Regions from separate parts of the Homo sapiens genome. Here all the other regions are linked to region 2. Evidence: read pairs that join two places in POLR2A ChIA-PET (ENCODE). Cell type or tissue: PC-9. All regions are shown on one strand. Links, peaks and the distances in the headings refer to the core of each region. The heading gives the core; the rest is flanking DNA.

Region 1 (4,609 bases), core at 155-4,154, 69 kb before region 2:
TCCCTGGGAAGATGGTCTGGTTTGAGGGTGAGCATTAACTTTGGACTCATACAGCCCTTGGTTAAAGTCTAGGGTTACCATTTCTTGGCGGTGTGAACTTGGTCAAGTCAAGTAGCCTCCGTAGGTCTCAGCCCCCTTGTCTGTAAGTTATTTCCATGCCATAGCATTGTGATGAGGATGACCATGGGAAGCACCTGGGATGTTGTAGAATCTGGGTAGAAACTGGTTTTTCCTATTCCTGCCAGCTCTTGGAAAAGGCTACATCCTGGCTCTCCCAGCCAGTTGATAGTGTGCCTCTCCCTGAAAGAGAAATTGATGTCTCCTGCCAACATCCAATTGGGGGAGTCCAGGAAAAGGGCAGTTGTCTGGGTAACCATTTGTGAAAGCCAAGGACAGGGCAAAATGGAGATGCAAGGAAGGGTTTATCCTCCTGGCAACAGGGTTGCACTCATGTTTCTGGTCGATGCAGCTTTGTGCTTCTTGCCTTTCCATGCCATGTGGGAGCCACGGGTGGCATGTTGCATTCAGTTAGTGACCAGGCTGCATCTTCAGAGCCCAGGCATCCCTGTCACCATCTAAGCTAGTTGGTCAGCCAGCCAGGTCTGGCAGGTAGGCCTCCCACTCCCAGAGTCTATGGATGCCACACCCAGGACTCAGGCATGAGGAGGTCCACTTTGGGAACCTGACTTCACCGCTGCCTGGTAACGGGGCTTTGGCAAGTCAGGCTCTTGGCATCTCCATTTTTAACAGGGCACTTGTAACCAGGACATCCTCATGAGCACAGCAGAGAACTGTTCCCGGGCTCTCATGAGATGTGTGAGAAGGCCCCTCATGTGGACATATATGAATGTAGCACATTTTTGTTAGTTTACTTTGAAAAGGTAATACTGGCAGATGGTTAAAAAGGCAAAAGATGCCAAGGTTATGCAGTGATTAGAGTTAAGTCTCCCTGACAACCCCCTGTCTTGGGTCCCTGGTCTCTCCCTCCTAGGCAGCCACTGCTGCTGCCATTCTGGTGATAACCTCTGCATGTGGAAGCTTATGTATCTCCCCCTGTTTCTTACACCAGGCCCTACCCAGTGTGCTACCCCTTGCTTTTATCTCCTCCACTCTAGATGCAAGATGGTTCTACATCTGTACATGTGGATGTCTGTTTAGCCTCTGCCTAGGAATCTACCGTAAGGACATGCTGCTCTCTCTCTCCCTCTCATTGAGGCATAGAGTAGTTGTTTGGAGAGCACGTTAACCAACTGTTGGTAAGAACAGCTGTGTGTATCCTGTCTGCTTTGAGGTTTCAGTGGCTCAATGTCCTTGAGAGCAGTTTTTAGGGAGTTATCCAGAAAATGTTTAGCAAATAAGGAACTCTTTCTTTTTTCTCTCTGGTGCAGGATTTCTGAAGCTCAACATTGTTGACATTTTATTTTATTATTTTATTTATATTTATTTTATTTTTTGAGACAGAGTCTTACTCCATCACCCAGGCTGGAGTGCCATGGTGGAATCTCTGCTCACTGCAACCTCCGCCTCCCAGGTTCAAGCTATTCTTGTGCCTAAGCCTCCTGATTAGTTGGGATTACAGGTGTGCACCACCACACCTGGCTCATTTTTGTCGTTTTTGTAGAGATAGGGTTTTGCCATGTTGGCCAGGCTGGTCTTGAACTCCTGGCCTCAAGTGATCCTTCCACCTGTGCCTCCCAAAGTGTTGGTATTACAGGCATCAGCCATTGCTCCCAGCCTGTTGACATTTTTCTACCTGATAATTTTTTGCTATGAAGGCTGTCCTGGGCATTGTAGGATGTTTAGAAACATCCCTGTCTGTACCCAGTAGATATCTATAACACCCCCACCCACCATGTGACGACCAAAAATGTATCCAGGTCCAGACATTGCCAACTTTCCCAGAGGTGGGGGAGTCACCCCAGGTTGAGAACCACTGCTCCAGTGGGATTTGGAAGAGCTGAGCAGTGCTGTGCACAAATGTGTAGCTCTGGAGTTTAGTCCTGGGGCAGACCTGTAGCTGAGAAGGCAGGGATGGGGGTCGCCTGGAGCCATCAACATCCACACCACCTGCTCTTCAGGGCTGCTTCCTAATGTGCCTTTGGGAAGCCAATGTCTCTCCCTAACACACACACAGGAGCCCACACTTACATCAAAGAGGCAATAGAGTGTGGTGTATTATGGCTGGGTTGTGAAGCCAGACTTATCAATGCTACCACTTCCTTGCTATGTGACTTGGGATAAGATATTTATGTCTGCTGGAACTTAATTTTCTCAGCAGTAAAGTGGGGGATAATAAGAGTACCTGCCTCATTGGTAGTGGAGATTAATGGGTTAATGCATGTAAAGCACTTAGGCCCAGGGTGAGGTATGTGATATGTGCTCCATGCATGTCAGATATCACTATTATTATCAGCAGAAAAATAAAATGACTGCTGAGCCCTCTCTGTGAGCCAGGATCTTTGAATTGATGACCACAGTTGAGTTTGCTTGTAATCATGGGCAGTAGGACCCTCCATGCCTTTATACTCAGGAAATGGAGGCTGAGAGAGAGTAAGGCCCTTGCTCAAGGCCACACGGCCAATAAGATGTATTGAGCAGAGCCTGTGCCCGAGGGCCATGCTGAGGCTGCTATGGCCTCTGCCAGAAGCCAGGGCCTGAGCTCCTGGGGAGGCCCAGGAGGGAGGGAGGGAGTCTACCATTGGTACCTTGTGTTGTAGCCAATTAGTTATTTGTCAGAAGCCATCCTTGGGCTTGAAGTCCCTGCACACTGTCAGTGGTATGGAGTGTAAAGCTCCATTTCTTGAAAACTGCATACTCGTCAGGGCCAGTGGTGTCACCTTGGCAGGGTTTATAAGGAAAGAAATTGGCCATAATTCTAGTGATAACTTTTATATGAATTTCCTTTATTTCACCTTCCTATGCTATATGTTATACATTTGTATAGTGGAGATCACTATGTTTAATTGTTACTAAATATAATGTCACTATTTCTGATGCATTCTGGTACCACTGTTTCATATGTCCTCATATCTTTGAAAGTTCTTAGCTTGTTGCCATTTTATTGGTTGCATAATATTAAATGTTTTCTTAATTATTATGCAAGTAGTACGTGAAATATATTTTTATTGTGATATTTTATGCATTGCCAGAAAAGACCAAGTCCTTTTGATCACCCTTCTAATTCTAGTCTGTGGCGCAGAGGTATTGCTGCTTGTTTGTGGATTTATTTTTCAAAGAGCGTGGTATTTATTCAGTTATAATAGAAATACATGCTTGTTGTGAATAATTAATTCACTATCAGGTAAAGTTAAAGTTTCCTAAAATTCTACTTCCCAGAGAAAGCCAGTGTTAAGAGCATGCTCTGTGTTCTTTCACCCTTTTTTAATGCACACAAATGCACCACACCCTAATATACACACTTAGGAATAAAAAGCACAACAGGCTTCTGTCATAGGCATTGTTTGTTATGTCAGTGTTTTCACTTAGCATGTAGCAGAACCATCTCATACCGATGCCTACCGCTCTCCCCCTCTCTTCACTCACTGCATCCTGGTCCACAGAAGAGCGCTCCTGCACTCTTGCCCCATCCCCTTATGATCGACAGGCACGTGGTTTCCAGTGTTTTTGGCTATGGGAAAGTGTGCTGCACAGCATCTCAGCATGTGTGAAGTGGTTTAGGGCTGTTTCTGAATTTCCGGAGGACTGTCACGTGGGCTGAAGATCTGGCGACCAAGGGCACGTGGGGGATGAGGAGTGAGCCCTGAGCCTGCCTGGAGCTCAGCACAGAGGACCTGGGGCGGTGAGCCAGCAGCGTGGGGTTACCGCCCAGCTCGGTGCCGCCAGCACCGTGAACCGGGGCACAGCCCTCCCTCTATGCTGCTCAGTGCCATCATTTTCCCCTCCCATGACATACGACAGCAGGGAGTTGAGTGGTTTGTTTCATCTCTTCTTAAGAAAAAGTTAAATTTATAATCCCAGCCCCGACCTTCCTTGTAACTCATGTGCTCATCCTGTTAACTGGTTTAATATATGGCACCACTATTTCATTAAACAACATACAGGAATAATTAGTTCAGCCACGATGCCTCAGAACAAAAGCCCTTGATTTAGTTTAACTTTATAAGTTGCTCTCTTTTGATGTGCAAGAGCACATCTGGGGTCTTAAAGAAAGCAGAAAGAAAAATAGAAGACGTTCTGGCAGGCTGGGGGTTAGAGTTTTCCAAGCAGAGCCAGTAACCCTTTGGTACCAGGCCTCAATAGGGCAGCAAGGGCCCCGCAGAAGCAGTGCGTGCTGCTGGCTGGGGGACGACAGCCAGCATTCCCAGGAGGTCTGTGGCTGTCTGCTGCCAGGCCAGGAGAACCCGTGGGTTTTCTTCCTTCATACACACGGTGTGCTCACATGCAGTGCGTCCCCAGACTTGTAAGCCTGGCCTGTTCTCCGCCCCGCTGCTGGAGCTCAGACGCTCACTCTGGCCTTTCCTACCCTCAGCGTGTGCTTGGTGCTGCTGCATGCCAGGCACACTGTGAGAACTGTGGACATGCTCAGGGATCAGCACAAGGGCCCCTCTGGGGCTGGCGTCCTCTTCCTGTCATTACAGTTTGCTCCGAT
Region 2 (4,609 bases), core at 411-4,410:
GGGAGCAGGGGGAAGAACAGTGGAGCACAAGTACGCTGGGCCACGTGAGGACGCCATCCACTACCTCGGGACGGGAGGAGACACTAGAGATAGGCCCGAATGTGGTTCTGTGAAGCCACTTCCCAGGTGGCCCCAGGCAAGGCCCTCTCCTCTCTGAGTCTCCTGCTCTCTAGAATGGGGGCTATGACGCCCAGCTCCTGGGGTTGTCAGGAAGAAGAAAGCACTGCCCATCATGACCTCTCTGTAAGCCCCTCTGGGCTGCTTGTGGAGAGAAACCCAAGGCCTCAAATCAGAAATGCTTCCTTCAGACTCCTGGGCCTTGAGGCAAGTGTCATGGGAAATTGGATGCCAACCAAGCCCAGGGCAGACACGCTGTGCCAGGATTCAGCAGAGCAGGGAGCGTGCAGGGAGAGGCAACCCTATGCCCTCGTCTCAGAGCAGGCTGTGTGCGCCCAGCGGACACGGCACCAGCAGGAGCTGTGTGGGCTCGGCTCCATGCAGGTGCGCCTACGTCTATGTGTGTCCATGTATGTGTGTGCGTGCTCACGCTTTTGTGTGTGTGGTGTGTTTTTGACAGGGGGGAGGTGAGTGAGAGGCCAGCTTCCTGACAGGGCAGTTGTAAAACATTCATAAAACTTTTATTGGACTTGCCACCCTTCCAGATAAATATTTTTCGATTTTATGGGCTTGTTTTAGGACCCCAAGCTTAATCATGGCTTTGTGGCTGCCTTAAAGAAATTAAATATTGTTTTGGCAAAAGGAGCCCTCTTCCCCTACCCCTGCCAAAGGCAGCCTGAACTCTGAGCTCATAAATTCCTGCCACTCTCAACTCTTGCCCTTTTTCCCTCCGTAGTCTCAGAGCCATACTAGGATGAGCCCGAAAAAAAAAGAGGGAGAGAGAGAAGAAAAAGCAACCCCTACTCTTCTCCCTCCAGGTTCCCCAACTCCCCTGACCCTGGCGGGAAATTCAACCCAGCTCATTTGTCCACACAAGGGAGCGGGCAGAGGAGTCTGTGCTGGGCAGTCACCTGCTGCCTCCCTGAGATGGCAGGCTGCCTTGGCTGGAGGCGCCCCCATTCCCCCAGCCCCTCCCTGCCTCCTGGAAGACCTGAGTGGATCCCTGCCCCCAGTTCCTCAGATCTCATTGCCTCTGAGGCCCCACTTCCCACACTGCCTCCTCGGGCCCCTCTGAATACCCTTTCCAAAAGAACACCCCCAAACCCAGCACCATCCCGCTGTCTCTTTGCTGTACTGCCTTCCTAGCATCTAGCACTATCGGAAACTTTCTCCTGTATTCATCTATTGGTTACAAGCCTGTCCCCGTTACAGAAATAACTCACACCATGCTGGACCCCCACCCCTGGAACAGGGCCCAGGGCACAATAAGTGCTCCGTGAATATGGGGAAGGTATGCTCAGTGAATGGGGTGGGGTGATTTGGGTAAGGAATAAAAATAGTAAACATTCTTTAGACCTTGCTTTGTGCCAGCCGCTGTTCTAAGCACTTTCTGTTATATGAACTCACTTGGGCCTTACACCAAACCTGTTCCCATGTTTCAGATGAGGAGACTAAGGCGCAGAGAGGTCACATGTCTTTTGTGAAGGCACGCAGCTGATCTGCGCCTGGACTAGGGTCGGGATCTTGGTGGTCTGGGTATAGAGCCTGAGCTCCTGGCTGTGTGTTACACTGGGTTTCCTGGAGGAGGAGAGCAAGGTGGCTGTGCCCTGGCCTGGAAGGCATCAGCCAGCACTTGGCAGGCACCACCCCCTTCCTGGCCTCGTGCCAGGCCCTGAGTCAGAGGTGCTGGGGCCATAGGGCTGGGACAGGAGGGGCTCAGACTCAGATACAGATGCCTTCAAGGGGCAGGCAGGTGACAGAAATGAGGGGAGCCAGTCTCAGGTAAAAGCAGCAGCACATGAGCGGTGACAGAGAGTAGCTGGTGTGCCCAGGGCCCAGCACAGGCCCACGCCAGCCCACTGTGGCAGGGTAGGAATCCAAAGAGAAGTCTTCTAGCTTTTCAAGACAAACTAGAAGTTCAGAACTGTATGTCAAATGTCCTGATTTAAAAGGTGAGTTAGTAGTTCAAATATTTCAAAAATGCCATGGAGGCTAGATTCTACTCCCAAGCTAATATAGTTCTTTTTGATCTTTGTGAAAGTGGTGAGCCCCAGGAAGCCCAGGCACAGAGCCTAGCTAAGGAGGCCTTCTTAGAGGAGGCAGTACTGAGTTCCATCTTGGAGGAGGGTGGAGAGACAGCCTGGGGAGAGGTGTTCCAGGCAGAAGCGTCCGTGGCTCTGCCCAGGAGAGAAGGTACCACTGCTGCCCAGAGTGGCTGGGCTGTGGAGGACTACACAAGGGAACCAGATACCTAAATGCTGGAAGAGGTCGGGGTTTCCCCTGCAGCAGCCTGATGGAGCCTCCAGAAGACCTCATGGGCCATGTTGTGAGTGGACTGGTTCAGAGGTGATTTGTGGGGTCCAGCTGCCAGAATGGGGTGTCCCAGGATGGAGATGAGCAGACCAGAGCAGAGTGAGTGTGGGGGTGAAGTGCTCAGGACCCAGCATACACAGGTGGCATTGCCAGCTTGTGGGGGCCTTACCAAAGCCCTGTAGGCGGGCACCCGTCTCTCCCAGCATTCCCACATGCACGCATGCACAAGCACGCCAGTTGCTGGGGATGGAGTGGAGGGTACAAGGCCTGAGGTGGCTGTACCCCTGAGCCCCTAGGGAATGCAACTGAGGCTGGAGAGGGAACACGTCCAAGGTCAAGAACTCGTTGAGGGACCACATCAGAGGAACAGAGCTTTAACTTCATTCAGCCGCTGTTTCCCAAGCATTTGCTGGGCTAGTGCACAGGGGTTTCCTCACTGACTCCTCCTCACTGTCTGCCAAGAGAGGTGGTATTATCTATCCCCCTTCCACAGAGGAAATTACTGAGGGCCAAAGTGGTGCAGGGCTGTCCCCAGGTTGCCCGCACAAAAGCAGCAGTGGTGGGACAGGTCCCAGACCCCCCAGTTGCCCCCTGCTATCTCCCTGGAAGTCCATACTGGGTTTTGTTTGAATGTGGGGAAGACCAATACAGGCAGACCATCCTACCATTATGATTTTACCAAACCCCATAGATGTCAGGCTTCCTGGCCCAGGACAAGGAGTGGCAGAGGCATAGCTGCCAGGCACCTTGTCCTAGCCCAGCTCCCTCCTCCTCCAGAGAAAGTCCCCAGGCCACCCCAAGGTGTAGCATGCAGTCTGGACACCTCCAGGCTCTCCAGAGCAGTCCCAGCAGCTGCTATAGCTCAGACCCACGATAAGACCCAACCCTGTAGGTTTCAGAGCTGGCCACAGGGGCCAGGCAGGCAGCGCAGGAGAGTAGCCCGACTGGGGGACTGCAGTGGGGAGCGGGGAGTGTGGTGTACAGGGACCATACATCCTGTCTGAAGGGGCAGCCTGTGCTCACCTCAAGCCACCTGCTGCCCTGGGAATGCAGGCCCACATTTTAAAATGTTGACAACTAGTCCACAATTTTTAAAGCACATGAAGAGGCCAAAGCAAACATACCTAAGGGTCAACTTTGACCCACAGGCAGCAGATTGTGAGTGCGGCTGTGGCTTGCAGGGTGTCCTCCCACACACAGCTCAGTGAGCTTGCCATGCACCAGTCCCGATGAGAACAACAGTGGACACTAACATTTACTACATGCCCAGCACGTGCTGACTGTTTTATATGAGTTACCTCATTGACTTATGAGTTCCATTCCACCACTCACTGGCTAAGCTTGGAGAGTGCAAGGGCCTCACCCGGACTCACGATCTGGCTCATGAGGCTGGCCCTCTGCCCGCAGCCCTCAGCTCCCTAGCCTGAATCTGGGCAGAGGAACAAGAGGCAGGAGGCTGAGGCCTGGGGCACGACACTGATAGGCAGGTCAGCCCAGAACAGTCCAAGGAGGCCTGGTTCTAAGGGAGGGAACATCCCACGGTGGAACATGAGCAGCAGTTCCCCAAGTGGGCTGCTCACATCCACCCTGGGCGTGTGCAGGATGACTCTAGGTAGTCCACAAATAAGCCCCCAAAGAATGTTCACAGTTACATGTTGATTTTAACAGGTACTCTATTTATGTCAAGGGAGACTGGATTTCCACTTATGGCAGCATAGAATGTTCTCTAATTGAGTTAGATGAGTTGACTAAAGAAATCTTTAGTAAATAGTCGAAGTGGTGGCAATGGGTATGGCAGAACTAGTGATGCTGAGAAAGATTTGGGAAGTCCTGGGGGAGATTTGAGAGTTTTGATGGGTGAAGTAGGGTTCAGGTGGGCCTTCCAAGGGTGCATGAAATCTACCCCAGGGAGAGAAAGAATGACCTACAAGTTGGGGCCATACCCTAGCAGGCTGCAGGCTACCTATGCCCTGAAAACGTTCTCAAAAATCAGGAATTTTCATGTAAAAAATCCAGATTTCCAGTTTCTCTTGAAAAGCAGGGTGTTCTGTCCATGCTGAGCACATCCCCTCCAGTTCCCCAGGGCCCCCAGCCCTGTGGGATATGGTATCAGCTGAGACAGGCAGTGGGGGGGGGATGCAGTGACAGGTGACACCACAGCTGAGGGTAGTGAGGCCAG
Region 3 (4,609 bases), core at 155-4,154, 310 kb after region 2:
GCAGGAGGATTGCTTGAGCCCAGTTCGAGACTAGCTTAGGCAACACAGGGAGTCCCCATCTCTACAAAATAAAAAAAAATTAGTTGGGCATGGTCGAACATGCCTGTGGTCCCAGCTACATGGGGTCTGAGGTGGAGGGATCCCTTGAGCCCAGGAGGGTGAAGCTGCAGTGAACCCTGATCAGGCCACTGCACTCCAGCCTGGGGTAAAGAGCGATATCCTGTCTCAAAAAATAAAAAAGAAACTTTAAAAAACGTTTTTAAAAATTAAAATTTTAGCCAGGTGTGGTGGCTCACGCCTGTAATCCCAGCACTTTGGGAGGCCAAGGCGGGCGGATCACAAGATCAGGGGATCGAGACCATCCTGACTAATGTGGTGGAACCCCGTCTCTGCTAAAAATACAAAAAATTAGCCGGGCGTGGCGTGGTGGCACGCTCCTGGAGTCCCAACTGCTTGGGAGTCTGAGGCAGGAGAATCGCTTGAACCCAGGAGGCGGAGGTTGCAGTGAGTGGAGATCGTGCCATTGCACTCCAGCCTGGGCAACAGAGCGAGACTCTGTCTAAAAAAAAAAAAAAAAATTTAAAGATACCAGTCTGGGCAACAAAGTGAGACTCCATCTCTACATAAAATTAAAAAATAAAATAAAAAATTTAAAAAATACGAAAAGTAACCACAATAGAATACTGAATCTCCAAGAACACATCACCAGCTTCTATAACATAAACTAGTGGCCAATCTTGTTTCTTCACTGCCTGTGAGAACACAGGACTTCCTGTGTCCTCATTGTCCTCATTTATTCTGAAGCAAATCGCTTTTTTTCTTCTTCTTCTTTTTGAGACAGAGTCTCGCTCTGTCGCCAGGCTGGAGTCCAATGGCCCAATCTCGGCTCACTGCAACCTCCGTCTCACGGGTTCAAGAAATTCTCCTGCCTCAGCCTCCGGAGTAGCTGGGACTACAGGCGGCGCGCCACCATGCCTGGCTAATTTTTGTATTTTTAGTAGAGACGGGGTTTCACCATGTTGGCCAGGATGGTCTCGATCTCCTTACCCCGTGATCTGCCCGCCTCGGCCTTCCAAAGTACTGGGATTACAGGCGTAAACCACCGCGCCCGGCCTTTTTTTTTTTTTTTTTTTTTTTTTTTTTGAGACAGAGTCTTGCTTCGTCGCCCAGGCTGGAGTGCGCGATCTCGGCTCACTGCAACCTCCGCCTCCCGGGTTCAAACGATTCTTCTGCCTCAGCCTCCCGGGTAGCTGGGACTACAGGCTCGTGCCACCACGCCCAGCTAATTTTATATTTTTAGTAGAGACGGAGTTTCGCCATATTGGCCAGGTTGGTCTCGAACTCTCGACCTCGTGATCCGCCTGCCTCGGCCTCCCAAAGTTCTGGGATTACAGGCGTGAGCCACCACGCCCGGCCGCGAATCACATTTTTAAAAATTGCTGGAAGAACGCCCTTCCCCGCTCCCGCCTCGGTGACAAACAGGCTTCCCAGGGCCCAGAAGGCTGTACGCAGACGCCACCACCCTGGCCCCTGCACTCCTGCGTGAGCGACTTCCATTCGGGACGGCTCAGCCGCCCGCTACCGCAGCCTTCCCGCCTGGGTCTCCCACAGGCCTCCCGGGGCACCTAGAACTGCGTGCCTCACGCGGGCCCCGCTGGGCTCCTCACCCGCTCAGCCACTGCCACCTGCCTGGGACCCTCCCCCTGCGGAGCGGGATGTTTGGCGGGGAGAAATGCGGAGGGGAACCCTAGGCTGGCGGCTTTCCTCCTTCCGCAGAACCCACGGTCCTGATCTCCGGCCGCCTCCTTCTGACCCGGGGTTCTGGCCCCCTCCTCCCCCAGGACCTCAGCGCGGCACCCCACCCACCACCCCCCGCCCCCAACCCAGGCCAGCTGTCTCTTTTTCCTCAGGGGTCGGGCTCCCAGCCTCTGCCCTCCACAACCACCCGCCTGCCTCACCAGGGCCCAGCCTGGCCCCTGGGAGCGGCCACAGCGCCGAGCCGTTTTTCCCCCGACAACAGCAGCCCGGAGCCTGAGCTGCCATTCCCGTCCCGCTGGGGACCCAGCGTCGCTTGGGGAGGGCTGGCCGCAGGCTGCGGGGTGGAGGCTGCTCCAGCCGCCTAAGGGTGCCTGCAGAAGCTTCTCCCGGCGCCCTCCCCTCTCCAGCCCCGGGCAGCTCACACGCCTCAGGTTTTTTCTTTACCTTCCCCTTTCTCCCGGAACCACTTGAGGATAGGTTAAAGACATCTTTTTGCTTAACCCCTACCTTCAAGGTTTATTTCCTAAGAACAAAGCCATTCTGTTAGAAACCCCGTCTCTACTAAAAATACAAAAATTAGCCGGGCGTGGTGGCGCGCGTCTGTAATCCCAGCTGCTCCGGAGGCTGAGGCAGGAGAATCGCTTGAACCCGGGAGGCGGAGGTTGCAGTGAGCCGAGATCACGCCACTGCACTCCAGCCTGGGCGACAGAGTGAGACTCTGTCTCAAAAAAATAAAATAAAATAAAATAAAAAGATACAATACCGTTACATAATTCACAGTCCATGTTCAGTTTGTTCAATTGTCCCAACAATATCCTTTGTGGCTTTTCCCTGCCTAGTCCATCCAAGATCCATTAAGGTGCATTGCATTTTGTTGTCACACCTCTTTAGTCTCTTAATCCAGAAGAGTTTATCAGCCTTTGTCTTTTCTAATCTTGATTTTTAATTTATATTTTATTTATTATTATTATTATTATTAATTATTTTGAGACAGAGTTTCGCTCTTGTTGCCCAGGCTGGAGTGCAATGGCTCACTGCAACCTCTGCCTCCCGGGTTCAAATGATTCTGCTGCCTCAGCCTTCCGAGTAGCTGGGATTACAGCTTGGTGTTGAGAACATTCAGTATCCCAGACAGGGTCTCACTGTACTACCCAGGCTGGGGTGCAGTGGCTATCGTACACTACTGCCTCGAACCCCTGGGCTCAAGCACACTTCCTGGCTCCGCCTCCCAAGGAGCTGGGACTACAAACACGTGACACTCGTGCAGGCTTCATGATTGTAGTTTAGCACAATATTACGAATGTTAAATGTGATCATTTGGTTAAGGTGGGGTCTACCAGATTTTTCCACTGTAAAGTTATTATTTTATTTTATTTTACTGGTTTTTTGAGACAGAGTCTCGCTCTGTCACACAGGCTGGAGTGCGGTGACACGGTCTCAGCTCATTGCAACCTCCCACTCCTGGATTCAAGTGATTCTCCTGTCTCAGCCTCCCAAGTAGCTGGGACTACAGGTGCTCGCCACCACGCCCAGCTAATTTTTGTATTTGTAGTAGAGATAGGGTTTTACCATGTTGGTCAGGCTGGTCTTGAACTCCTGACCTCAGGTGATCCACCCATCTTGGCCTCCCAAAGTGCTGGGATTACAAGCGTGAGCCACCACGCCCAGCCAAATTATTATTTTACAATTCACAATTGTACACACATATTTTGAGACCAACGTGTTTTTTGTTTGTTTGTTTTTTTGAGACCGAGTCTCACTCTGTCGCCCAGGCTGGAGTGCAGTGGTGTGATCTCGGCTCACTGCAACCTCTGCCTCCCAGGTTCAAGCAATTCTCCTGCCTCAACCTCTCAAGTAGCTGGGACTACAGGCACATGCCACCAGGCCCTGCTGATTTTTGTATTTATAGTAGAGATGGGGTTTCACCGTGTTGGCCAGAGTGATCTTGAACTCCTGACCTCAGCTGATCCACCTACCTCAGCTTCCCAAAGTGCTAGAATTACAGGCGTGAGCCACCAAGCCTGGCCTCCAACATGCTTTGTTGTTGTGTTTTTTGTTGGTGGTGGTGGTGGTGGTTTTGTCGTTGTTGTTGTTGTTGTTTTGAGACGGAGTCTCACTCTGTTGCCCAGGCTGGAGTGCAGTGGTGCAACCTCAGCTCACTGCAAGCTCTGCCTCCCGGGTTCACACCATTCTTCGGCCTCAGCCTCCTGAATAGCTGGGACTACAGGCGCCCGCCAACACGGCCGGCTAATTTTTTTGTATTTTTAGTAGAGACGGGGTTTCACCGTGTTACCCAGGATGGTCTCGATCTCCTGACCTCGTGATCCGCCCGCCTCAGCCTCCCAAAGTGCTGGGATTACAGGTGTGAGCCACCATGCCTGGCCTGTTGTTGCTTTTTAACTAAGTAGGGGAATGAAAAGGATGCACCTCGGAAGAGGGTTTGGTAAAAAGTTTGCTTCTGGGATCCACTCTCCTCTCACTCACCTAGTTCCCAGATCCCTCTGTCATACTTACCATTGCTCTCTTCCAGCCCATCCATTTCTGCCCTGGATATCTTCAGAGCCAGTGGCTGAATGAGGCCTTGGGGAGCATTTCTTCAAACTTAGGGCCTAAAAGATGCTAGGGCAATGGTTCTCAAAAAGGTTTTAGTATCTAAAACAGATAAAAGGGAAGTTGTTTTGGCGGGAGCAAGAGCAGGGGGCTGCAGCCACCCCCAGAAGACCTTCTCCCCAACTAGCTGGCCTCTGAAGTACCCCATTCCACACCCTGGGAAAGTATGGAAATCTCTGGCTTATCAGGCACACCAGTGGCATCTAGCTCCTCAGGAAGGCTGGCTTGGACCTTACCCACC

What was found. ChIA-PET counts read pairs that join two places held together with the same protein. Peaks named below come from ENCODE experiments on the same cell type or tissue, not always from the same donor. Only the 100,000 strongest peaks of a DNase experiment are listed, where the experiment ranks them.
Region 1: POLR2A ChIA-PET joins it to region 2 with 6 read pairs; 4 of 35 experiments call an interaction of 5 or more read pairs at or near these places.
Region 3: POLR2A ChIA-PET joins it to region 2 with 11 read pairs; 1 of 35 experiments calls an interaction of 5 or more read pairs at or near these places.

What each region holds. Positions count from the first base shown.
Region 1 is chr3:128,312,908-128,317,516 of GRCh38, forward strand. All of the region lies in intron 4 of EEFSEC (eukaryotic elongation factor, selenocysteine-tRNA specific), which reads left to right. Among named protein-coding and RNA genes, the nearest start is that of DNAJB8-AS1, 150 kb to the right of the region's middle. RefSeq lists an enhancer at 3,318-3,870. In PC-9, for the core only: no CTCF peak of the experiment used is centred there; no DNase peak of the experiment used is centred there.
Region 2 is chr3:128,381,924-128,386,532 of GRCh38, forward strand. All of the region lies in intron 6 of EEFSEC (eukaryotic elongation factor, selenocysteine-tRNA specific), which reads left to right. Among named protein-coding and RNA genes, the nearest start is that of DNAJB8-AS1, 79 kb to the right of the region's middle. RefSeq lists a silencer at 3,483-3,777. In PC-9, for the core only: no CTCF peak of the experiment used is centred there; DNase peaks (open chromatin) are centred at 1,788 and 2,068; H3K27ac peaks cover 1,925 bases.
Region 3 is chr3:128,696,781-128,701,389 of GRCh38, forward strand. No RefSeq gene overlaps it. Among named protein-coding and RNA genes, the nearest start is that of RAB7A, 27 kb to the right of the region's middle. In PC-9, for the core only: no CTCF peak of the experiment used is centred there; no DNase peak of the experiment used is centred there; H3K4me3 peaks cover 1,119 bases.